Regions from separate parts of the Homo sapiens genome. Here all the other regions are linked to region 2. Evidence: chromatin contacts called from ENCODE Hi-C or POLR2A ChIA-PET data. All regions are on one chromosome and are shown on one strand. The core of a region is the stretch at or near the end of the contact, and the rest is flanking DNA. Distances in the headings are between cores, read along the strand shown. Region 1 holds the start of LINC01138 (long intergenic non-protein coding RNA 1138). Region 2 has its middle 10 kb from the start of RNVU1-1. Region 3 holds the start of LINC01731 (long intergenic non-protein coding RNA 1731).

The links. Hi-C counts contacts between places; a loop is a spot of excess contacts on that map. ChIA-PET counts read pairs that join two places held with the same protein, here RNA polymerase II (POLR2A). Pooled maps may share reads with other maps.
Region 1: a pooled map shows a loop between it and region 2 (7-fold over the local background). The contact joins the promoter of LINC01138 here to the enhancer-like site in region 2. A Hi-C loop is called at or near these places in 7 of 50 pooled maps. POLR2A ChIA-PET finds 5 or more read pairs at or near these places in 8 of 52 experiments (CD4-positive, alpha-beta T cell, T-cell, activated B cell and 3 more).
Region 3: a pooled map shows a loop between it and region 2 (5-fold over the local background). The contact joins the promoter of LINC01731 here to the enhancer-like site in region 2. A Hi-C loop is called at or near these places in 1 of 168 maps with a recorded cell type or tissue (naive thymus-derived CD4-positive, alpha-beta T cell) and 4 of 50 pooled maps. POLR2A ChIA-PET finds 5 or more read pairs at or near these places in 3 of 52 experiments (activated CD4-positive, alpha-beta T cell, activated T-cell and activated naive CD4-positive, alpha-beta T cell).

Annotation. Positions count from the first base shown.
Region 1 is chr1:148,458,315-148,461,193 of GRCh38, reverse strand. LINC01138 (long intergenic non-protein coding RNA 1138) reads left to right here and starts at 1,274. Exons shown (of 3, transcript NR_104014.2): 1 at 1,274-1,592. RefSeq lists enhancers at 1,078-1,615, 2,437-2,596, 2,155-2,693.
Region 2 is chr1:148,371,147-148,374,138 of GRCh38, reverse strand. No RefSeq gene overlaps it. Among named protein-coding and RNA genes, the nearest start is that of RNVU1-1, 10 kb to the right of the region's middle. Within about 2 kb of position 1,323, at least 7 of the 41 ENCODE cell types and tissues checked have a DNase peak (open chromatin) inside an H3K27ac peak, as active enhancers do; they include CD4-positive, alpha-beta T cell, where a contact is called at or near this core.
Region 3 is chr1:148,279,747-148,282,853 of GRCh38, reverse strand. It overlaps LINC01731 (long intergenic non-protein coding RNA 1731), which reads left to right and starts at 1,631. Exons shown (of 5, transcript NR_183739.1): 1 at 1,631-1,816. All of the region lies in intron 1 of LINC02806 (long intergenic non-protein coding RNA 2806), which reads right to left. TRH-GTG1-3 (tRNA-His (anticodon GTG) 1-3) reads right to left here and starts at 1,489; the gene lies at 1,418-1,489.

The sequences.
Region 1 (2,879 bases), core at 25-2,524, 87 kb before region 2:
TCTGATAAGAAAGCTGATGAGACAGGGTAATGAAAAGAGGCTGCAAGAAATGACCATTCATGCATTCAGCCAACATTTAGGCCACCCTCCTGTATTCCAGGCACTGTACGTGGCACTGAGAATGCAAAGCAAAACGAGTCATGGTCTACTGGCGGGAGCCTTCTCAGCGGAGAAAAGATCAACAAGAAAAGTGCCTGCTGGAGACCTCTCCTAGGGCATAAACCAATATAGAGGTGGGGCAGCTACGTCAGCCTGAGGTGTCCTTAGGCAGAACAGAAAGTGAGAATCAGAGCAGTATCTCATTTCTGAACACCTGGATTGTAGCTTTCCCTGGACTGACTGTCAAAGGAGGTGGTTTTAAAAAGCAAGCCAAACAGGTTTCCATCCTTTAGGAAGACCCTGGAACGTGCCAGTTGATTCTGACAATTTCTCATGAACAGAAACACCTAGGAAGGGAGAACTGGTGAGTCTTTTCAAGAGGAGGAAGTCCCTCAAAAGGGGCTGTGTTTCGCAAACGGCGCCCCAAAAGGGCTGAAATACTTCGATCTGGAGGAAAAAGACTCAGGCACTGAGGGAAGGGGAGGGTGCACATCTGGAGTAATTTCAAGGCTTTTTCCGTGTTATCTGATGTGGCAACAAGTAAAGATTTGTTCGTTTTATTATTTTTTTAATTTTTAAAGATTTTCTTTTCCCCCCTTTTCCCCTTCCCGGCCACTCCGGTTTGTGTTTGCCACAAGACTCATAATTCCTTTAGAAAGTGGAGTCGAATTCATAAAAGTGACGGGGGGAGAGCGCGGAGAGGGAAGGCTGGGAGCCCCAGGGAGTCTTCACTACCTACACTGCCGCTCAGCTCCCGGCGCGAGTGGAGGTCGGGGTGGGGAGACGCGACTCCTGCCCGGGATGGCTGACACTCTGCGAGCCCCGGCGGCCCGCGGCCGGGCCGGGTGACTAGGCGGAGGGCGCGGAGGGTCCGCGGCGGGCGGGTGGCGCTGCAGCAGCCTGGGCACGGCTGCCGCCGCCCGCGGGCGAGAGTGTGCACGGGTGTGGAAGGCCGGAGTGCGGGCCGTGAGGGGTGTGCGCGCTTGAGCCGGAGCGGGGCTCGCCCCTCGTCGGCTCCCGCCGCCCAGCCGGTGATCGCTCTCCGGCCGTCCCCGGCACCCTCGGCCCCCCACGGCGGTTGGTCCGGGCGGGGGAAGGAGAAAGTGAGACTCGGTGTCATCACCAATCCGTCGCCAGAAGGGGAGGAAACTGGAATCCAGCAGCGGCGAGCAGCAGCTGGGCGGTCACATCTGGAAATGGAAAGCCGACCTCCCCCTCCTCCTCCACCTCCTCCTCCTCCTCCTCCTTCTCCTCCTCTCACCCAGGATCACTTCCGAAACCAGTTGGCCTTCAGCCCCTGCCTCGGCCAGAGGTTTCATTTTTAACTGAATATTTACGAAAGCTGAAAGCGTGCGAGGGGGGTGGGGTGGAAATAGCGGCTGCTTCTTTTCCAAGGATTTATTTAATGGGGATGTGTTCAAGGCAAGACCGAATTCAGAAGGATATCGACGTCGTGATCCAGAAGTCCAGAGCTGAGGACTGCCTGTTTGCAGGTGAGTTCTTGCTTTTCCAGAACCTCGGACCCAGCGCCCCCTTCTCAGTTCTCCGACCGCGACGTGTGTGGCTGGGGGTGGGGTGGAGGGTTTGCACGTCCGCATTCCGGGGTTCATTTGGCGACAGCTGCTGCAACGAACGCGGGAGCCAAAAGCGGGAGGGGGCGCCAGCCTCGCCCCTTCCCCTCCCCCCACCCCCAAGTCTGGGGCAGCTACTAGCTTTGAAGGCAGAACCCGAGTGGCCCGAGCGGGGGTCTAGGCGAAGGGGCAGTGCGTGGTATTTCCAGCCCCGCGTAGTGCCCGAAGCCTGCAAGCACGCCTCCTGGGTTCCAGCAGCGGCGGCAGAGCGGGGTTGGTTGGACCCGCCAGGTTTGCGTAATGGGCTGAGCGGCGGCGGCCGGGAATGGAGCCTGCTGCCCTGCGCTCGTAAGCTGCGCCCGGCGCCGAGGACCCCCGGGGGGCAGCGCTCGGCCCATCTCCGGCCCCTTCGGCTCCATCTAGTCCCCTCCGACTGGCAAAGAGAAGGGATTCCTCGGATTCCCAAGGCACCCAGCGCCCCTGCCTGGGGGGTCGCCGTTCGTCCATTTTGCTCCCCCGGGAGAGAGATCGGATTTTGCTTTCGCTGCCGCGAGCCCGGCTGGGGCTGCTTCCGGCCTCCCCGACCGGGAAATTCCCGCCGTTGCCATGGCACCCGGCACTTGCTGCCGGGGGCGGCCTGCCGCTGCACCCAGTCGGGGGCGCGCCGCATCCCCTCGGACGCTGCGCGGAGAGACCTCGCCGCCCTCTAGCCCTCGCCTCCCGCCCGGCCAGGCCTCCCCTGACTCCACCAAATGGAGGGCCCAAGTCCTGATCGGGGTTAAAACAAATCCACTCCAGGGGTAGCTTTTGACAGGACTTTCTGTTTCAGATTCAGATACTCAGACTCCACCTTTACTTTTACCTATGTTGGCGGCCCCAGAAGGTATTTATGGGTGTAGAGTTGCTTCATTTCCTGTTCACACTCTTGTGTTTCCTTTGTTCTTAGCGTGTTCCGTGTTCGGGTATTTTGGTTGCTTGTTTGATTACTGTGGCTTTTCTTTACCTACAACCCAAGCCTGACGTCCCACGGTTTTAAATAGCAGGGGGAGGGGAATCAATGTTTGATTCAGGTGTTTCGAAGACCACGCCACAGGCGATGAGCAGAACTCTTCATGTTGAAACGGTTCTGCTACAGTACTAGATTGCTCTCAGGCGATTTGGGGTTGATACAGGCAAGCCGGTGCAAAACTGGAATACTGGATATGAAGT
Region 2 (2,992 bases), core at 74-2,573:
GGCTGGGCATGGTGGCTCACACCTGTAATCCTAGCACTTTGTGATGCTGAGGCGGGTGGATCATCTGAGGTCAGGAGTTCGAGACCAGCCTGGCCAACATGGTGAAACCCCATCTCTACTAAAATTCAAAAATTAGCCAGGCATGGTGCCTAGCGCCTGTAATCCCAGCTACTCGGGAGGCTGAGGCATGAGAATTGCTTGATCCCTGGAGGTGGAGGTTGCAGTGAGCAGAGATCATGCCACTTCACTTTAGCATGGGTGGCACAGTGAGAGTGTGTCTCCAAAAAAAAAAAAAAAAAAAGAAAGAAAGAAAAGAAAAGAATTTTTCATGTGAGGAAAATGAGTGCTTTCAATTTAGCATGCCTAAAGCTAGGCATTAAAATGAGAGAGCAACCACATCCTACTTCCTGCTTTCTAAATTTTTTTAAGTTAAAAAATATTTTTTTTATTGTATTGAGATGGAGTCTCACTCTGTTGCCCAGGTTGGAGTTCAGTGGCAGGATCTTGGCCCACTGCAACCTCCTCCAGCCAGGTTCAAGCAATTCTCCTGCCACAGCCTCCCGAGTTGCTGGGACTAACGTCGCGAACCACCACGCCTGCCTTTTTTTTTTTTAGTAGAGATGGGATTTCCTCATGTTGGCCAGGCTGGTCTCAAACTCCTAACCTCAGGTGATCCGCCAACCTCGGCCTCCCAAAGTGTTGGAATTACAGGCATGAGCCACCACCACCGGCCACTTCCCCACTTTTGAGCTATGTATGCATCCACTGAAACTGCTTGCTATTGCCACAGTTAGCTATAAAGTAACCTAAACATGCTGCTCTGGACACCATCTCTCACTCCCTGTAGCTGAACAATGTATAGCTAATCAATGTTATTTCTGTAAACCACTGGGAGTTCCTGACAAGCAACTTTTTACCAGCCAACTCCCTGACTCCCTTTTTGGTCTTTACAAACCTGCTTGTAACAAAGGCCAAATAGAACCGATATCCAATATTGTTTGGGTCTGAGCCTTCCGGGCAACTACATTCACATTGGCTCAAACAAACTCTTTAAATCATATTTTGTGCTTAAGCGCCTTCCTTCTATGTCAATGTTTTTGGCCCTGGGAGCAGGATTCAGACTGACTCATCTCTGACCATCTGACTGTCCTCTCAAAGTCCTCCAGGGTGGCTAAATAGTAGTAAGAATTTTATTGGTGATATAAGTTTGCAGTCCAGGAAGTGACAGTCTCCGGTGTGTGTCTTTGAAGAGGCACTTTCTCTTCAGAGACAGAGAGAGAGGGCAGGTTGGTTTTTGTGCCTCACAGGGTGTGTATCACACAATAGAGTCATACATATTCAGTAGGTTTGGGGAAACACCATTTCTGAGGAGTATTGAGCTCATGTGCAATGGGTAAACATATATGTAACATGCACCCCATCTTCACAGATGGGGAAGGGATTTTAGCATAAAATAAGGCAGAAATTGGCTCTTTATATCAAAAGGTGAACTACTGGACACGAAGTTGGTTTGTGTGCAGTCCCTGTAACATGGCTGAAACTGGCTTGATATCTGCAGTTGCTTATTAGGAAAGAATGGAAGGCCACTCCTCTGTCCCATCAGAGCTCTAGTGATCTGGCTTGTAAATCCAGTTGAGAAGGGCTGGGAAGATTTTGACAATTTGCTTGCTAGCTCCTATTGTTAAGGAGTTTAGCAAGAGTGTGGTTTTTCCTGTAGCCATAGGAATTCAGGAAGTTGCCATGCCAGATGAGCCCTGAACCCTGGACAAGTAGCTAACTTTTGTTTCCTTAACCTTACAGTCTGTCTTAGTCTATAAGGGGGCATGTATTTTCATCTCTCAGATCACACCACATTCCTCCTGGACTGGGTGCCTGGCCAGCTCTGAAGCCTTCGAGTACTGACTCTGAGAGAAACACTGGTTGATTGAAGTCTTGGAGTTTGCTTGAGTGTCCTTTTCAGCTCTCCCTTTCTAGAACAGAGGTTTTCTGTCTTTACCCTGTGGGTAAGAGATTTGTGTTTCAGGGGGAAATAACTGCCTTTTCCACCTCTGCATCAGGACAGAAGGTTTGGGTCACAGTCAGGCAAAGAGCTCCCCAGAGAGCTTCTGCCTTTTCTGCCTCTATTCCTCAGCAGGAAGTTCTGGGTCAAGGTATTGGCAGGTAGGCCCTGGTGGTTTTGTTTTATGTAGCATGTTGTTTTGAACATTTGGACTTAGGTTTTCATTTGTGACTAATTCCTGTTAGTTCTTAACTGGAAAGTGCATGGAGGTGTGTTCCCCTGCCCTGAAGAAAAGAAGTGATCTGCTCCCGCTGATCCATTCAGGTGCTCCAAGTGATCGGGGATGTTGCAGAGGTGTTGGGGTCATTAGTCACCATGTGAAGGTGGCCTTATAGGACACTTCCCATCAGAAGAACACTTTTATCAACCCCCTTTCCTGCTCTTCTGGGAGGATATATGTGGGACTCTGTGGCCACCTGGTGGTTAGAAACAGTGGAACCACTGAGACAGTGACACACAACTCCGGTGTTATCTGTAGGAGTGACTTCATAAGCACCACACTGTGACCCAAAACACATCGCAGGCCTTGGTCATCTGAAAAGCTCCTGAATTATGGGAAATCAAGCTTCAAAATTCAGCACACTGTGAAGAAACAACCACCTTTAGAAACACCAGCTGGGTTTATGTATAACACTTATGAAGCATCCTCTTGTAAATATCCAAGAAACTGGACCCACCTAACCATTTCCTGGTCATTTCCTAAGTCATAAGCAGAATGAAGAAAATTGGGATCTTTTGAAATGCTTAAAATAATTTATTAGTGTGCACAATTGGAAAATTTTTGTTTTTGTTTTTTTGTTTTTTGTTTTTTTGATGGAGTCTTGCTGTGTCACCCAGGCTGGAAGGCAGCGGCATGATCTCGGCTCACTGCAACCTCCGCCTCCCAGGTTCAAGCGATTCTCCTGCCTCAGCCTCCCAAACAGCTGGGACTAA
Region 3 (3,107 bases), core at 382-2,881, 92 kb after region 2:
AATTGAATTAGGGAAAATGCTTCAAAGCCTGTCTTCTCAAAGAAGGATTGCTAAACGGTGAAAAGGCATTAGAAAATATGCTCAACAGCATTACTCATTAAAGGAAACACAAATTGAAGCCACGATGTGGTACCGTTTTACATCCACCAGAACAGGTGTATTTAAAAAACAGTAAACACCACGCGCTGTCAAGGATGTCCAGCCAGTGGAACTCTCCTTGCTGGTGAGAAAGCATTCTGGAAGAAACCATTTGGCCGTTTCTAATAAAGTTAATATTACACCTACCCTATGATCCAACAATTCCAGTACTTGGTATTCCTCAAGGGAAATGAATGCACGTGTCCACAAAAAGACCTATACAAGAAGAATTTTCGTTCATCTTGTCCAGCAAGTGGCATCGGTTTCCTATCAGCAGGAGTCTGAACACTTCTGGCCCTAGCCTCTTGGTATCAGAGTCGCCAAGGAAATACAAGGCAGTCAGAGACTGGACGGGAGAACAACACATTATTCATACAGAGAGGAGACAGAGCGGGGTGTGGGCTCCGCTTCAGTCTTGGGCGTTGGTCCCCCATGGCCAGCAGGTCCCTCCATTTGGCCTGCACACACAGCCTCTTGAGAAGCAGAAGAAAGGACCCCCGCTTCCTCCCCTCAGTGGGGGGCAGATACAGCAGCTGGCCAGGTGCCAGTTGATGCACATGCTTAAGTGGAACAAAGGGGTACACACCAAGTCTGATCGGGGGAAAGATACTCCCACACAAGGAGGTGAGTCCAGCACAGGCTGTGATGACTCCTTATCTCTCAGGAAGGAAGTGCTCCAGGCCCAAGGCCCATTCCTACGTGGCAGAGTGGAGGTGGAAAGACCCCCGGCACCAGATTGCCTTTCCTCACACTTTGCTGTTGGCATACAAACTTGGTGACGGGCACAGAGACAAGCCATTGTAGGCCACAACAAAGAGTTTGGAGTTTAAAGTCATTAAAAGCTTCTTGTCGTTTCGTGTGTAACAGCCCCAGTGACTGGAAAACAGGTTCTGAGCACACCATTGCCTTCGTGTAAGCCACCACCAACAGGGCTGACTGGGTTATTTGCTCTGTGAGGCTCAGAGACAGGACGGTGCACGTCCAGAGTTTCCCTTGGACTCCTCCCCAGGTTAGTGAGCTGTGAGGTCTCTTTTCCTTACCCCGACGTGCCCCCAGTGACCGGAAGAACGGTTCTGAGCACACCATTGCCTTCGTGTAAGCCACCAACAGGGCCGACTGGGTTATTTGCTGCGTGAGGCTCAGAAACAGGAGGGAGCACGTCCAGGGTTTCCCTTGGATTCCTCGCCAAGTTAGTAAGGTGTGAGGTCTCTTTTCCTTCCCCTGACGCGCCTGGTTGCGGGAGCAAAAGGGAAGAGCTGACAGCCTAGACTAACGACATTGCCGTGACTCGGATTCGAACCGAGGTTGCTGCGGCCACAACGCAGAGTACTAACCACTATACGATCACGGCGAGCCACAGGCTAAACCGCGATGGCGGAGCTTGCTCTAGCCCTTTTGACGTCAATGGATTTCGATTATTAGGCGGATTCGTTCCCAGACAGCCACAGGGGACTCGCGCTTTTCTTTCATGCCCGCTCTGCTTTTCCCTCCCTTCCTCCCAATCTTCATACGTGATGAGAACAATTCTCATCTCCTCCACTCCAGCCTGGGCCTCCCTGCACCAGCCTCTCTCGGGAGGTCTCTCTGTCCTGGTCCGCACCTCCTCTGCTTCTGTGGGGCCTCTCCGTATTTCTGCTTTTCACCCCTCCTCTCTCCCGCCCCACCGACCGAGGCCGAGGTGAGCGAGGGGAGCGCAAGCAGCAGTAGAGAATCGGGTGAAGGCGGAGCCAAGAAGGGGAAGAGCCATCACTAGAGCCCACGGGGCGTTCTGCTTGCTTCCCCTGGGACCCACGCGGCTCAGGCCCAGGGAGTCGCGGACCCGGGCGTTTCCTGGGATGCTGGGTCTGACGCCTGCGAGGGTCAGGACGGGGCGAAGGCCATTCCGCTGCCCTTCCAGCTTCGGAATCACCCAATGCACGGGTTTCAACCGTAGCCAGCAAGATGCGCCTCTCAGGTTTTCCGAGGCTTTAGAGCCTGCACAGTTGTTCTAAAAAAGGCGGTGGCTCCTCCTAACGTTGGATGGGCTCTTGCTCTGCATGGTGATACCAGAGTGAGAGTCGTCTGTCTGTGTGTCTCAGTTGGGTGGTGTGCTTGTTTCCAAGCCCGAAGGTGGGTGGTTCGAGCCTGTTCTATGGAGCATTTCTTGCATTTTAAAAATGCTTAAACCGCTGGCAACTTTCTTCTATCCAGCACATGGTATCATGGAAAGGCAGAGGGAGACTAACTTTACCCTCCTCTCCTCCGTCTGTCGCGCAGGACGTGAGGACGTAAATCAAGGTCCGCTAGGATTCTGGGAACCCTCTCTCTCTCTTTTTTTTTTTTTTTTTTTTGAGATGGAGTCTCGCTCTGTGGCCAGGCTGGAGTGCAGTGGCAAGATATCTCGCCTCACTGCAACCTCCGACTCTCTGGTTCAAGCAATTCTCCTGCCTCAGCCCCCTGAGTAGCTGGGATTATAGGCACGCGCCACCACACCCAGCTAATTTTTGTATTTTTAGTAGAGACGGGGTTTCACCATGTTGGCCAGGGTGGTCTCAATCTCCTGACCTTGTGACCCGCCCGCCTCAGCCTCCCAAAGTGCTGGATTACAGGAGTGAGCCACCGCGCCGCTCTCTCTCTCTCTCTCTCTCTCTCTCTCTCTCTCTCTCTCTCTCTCTCTCTCTCTCTCTCTCTCTCTCTCTCCCTCTCCCTCTCTCTCTCTCTCTCTCTCTTTAACTGTCATTCATTTAGCCCTTTCCATATGCTTTTGAGGTTAAATTGGTTCTGTGATTTTTTTATAATTACATATAATGCTCTAGTCATTCTTGTACGGGCATTTTCAGCCACTGGTCTAAATATTTCTTTAGGCTAGAGGTGCAATTACTATAGGAAGAACAATTACTCTATCATACTGTTCATAAAGTTTTTATATCATTCTATTCTCTCTCTTCTGTTGGCTTATTAGCTATAACTCTTTCTTTTGTTATTTTAGT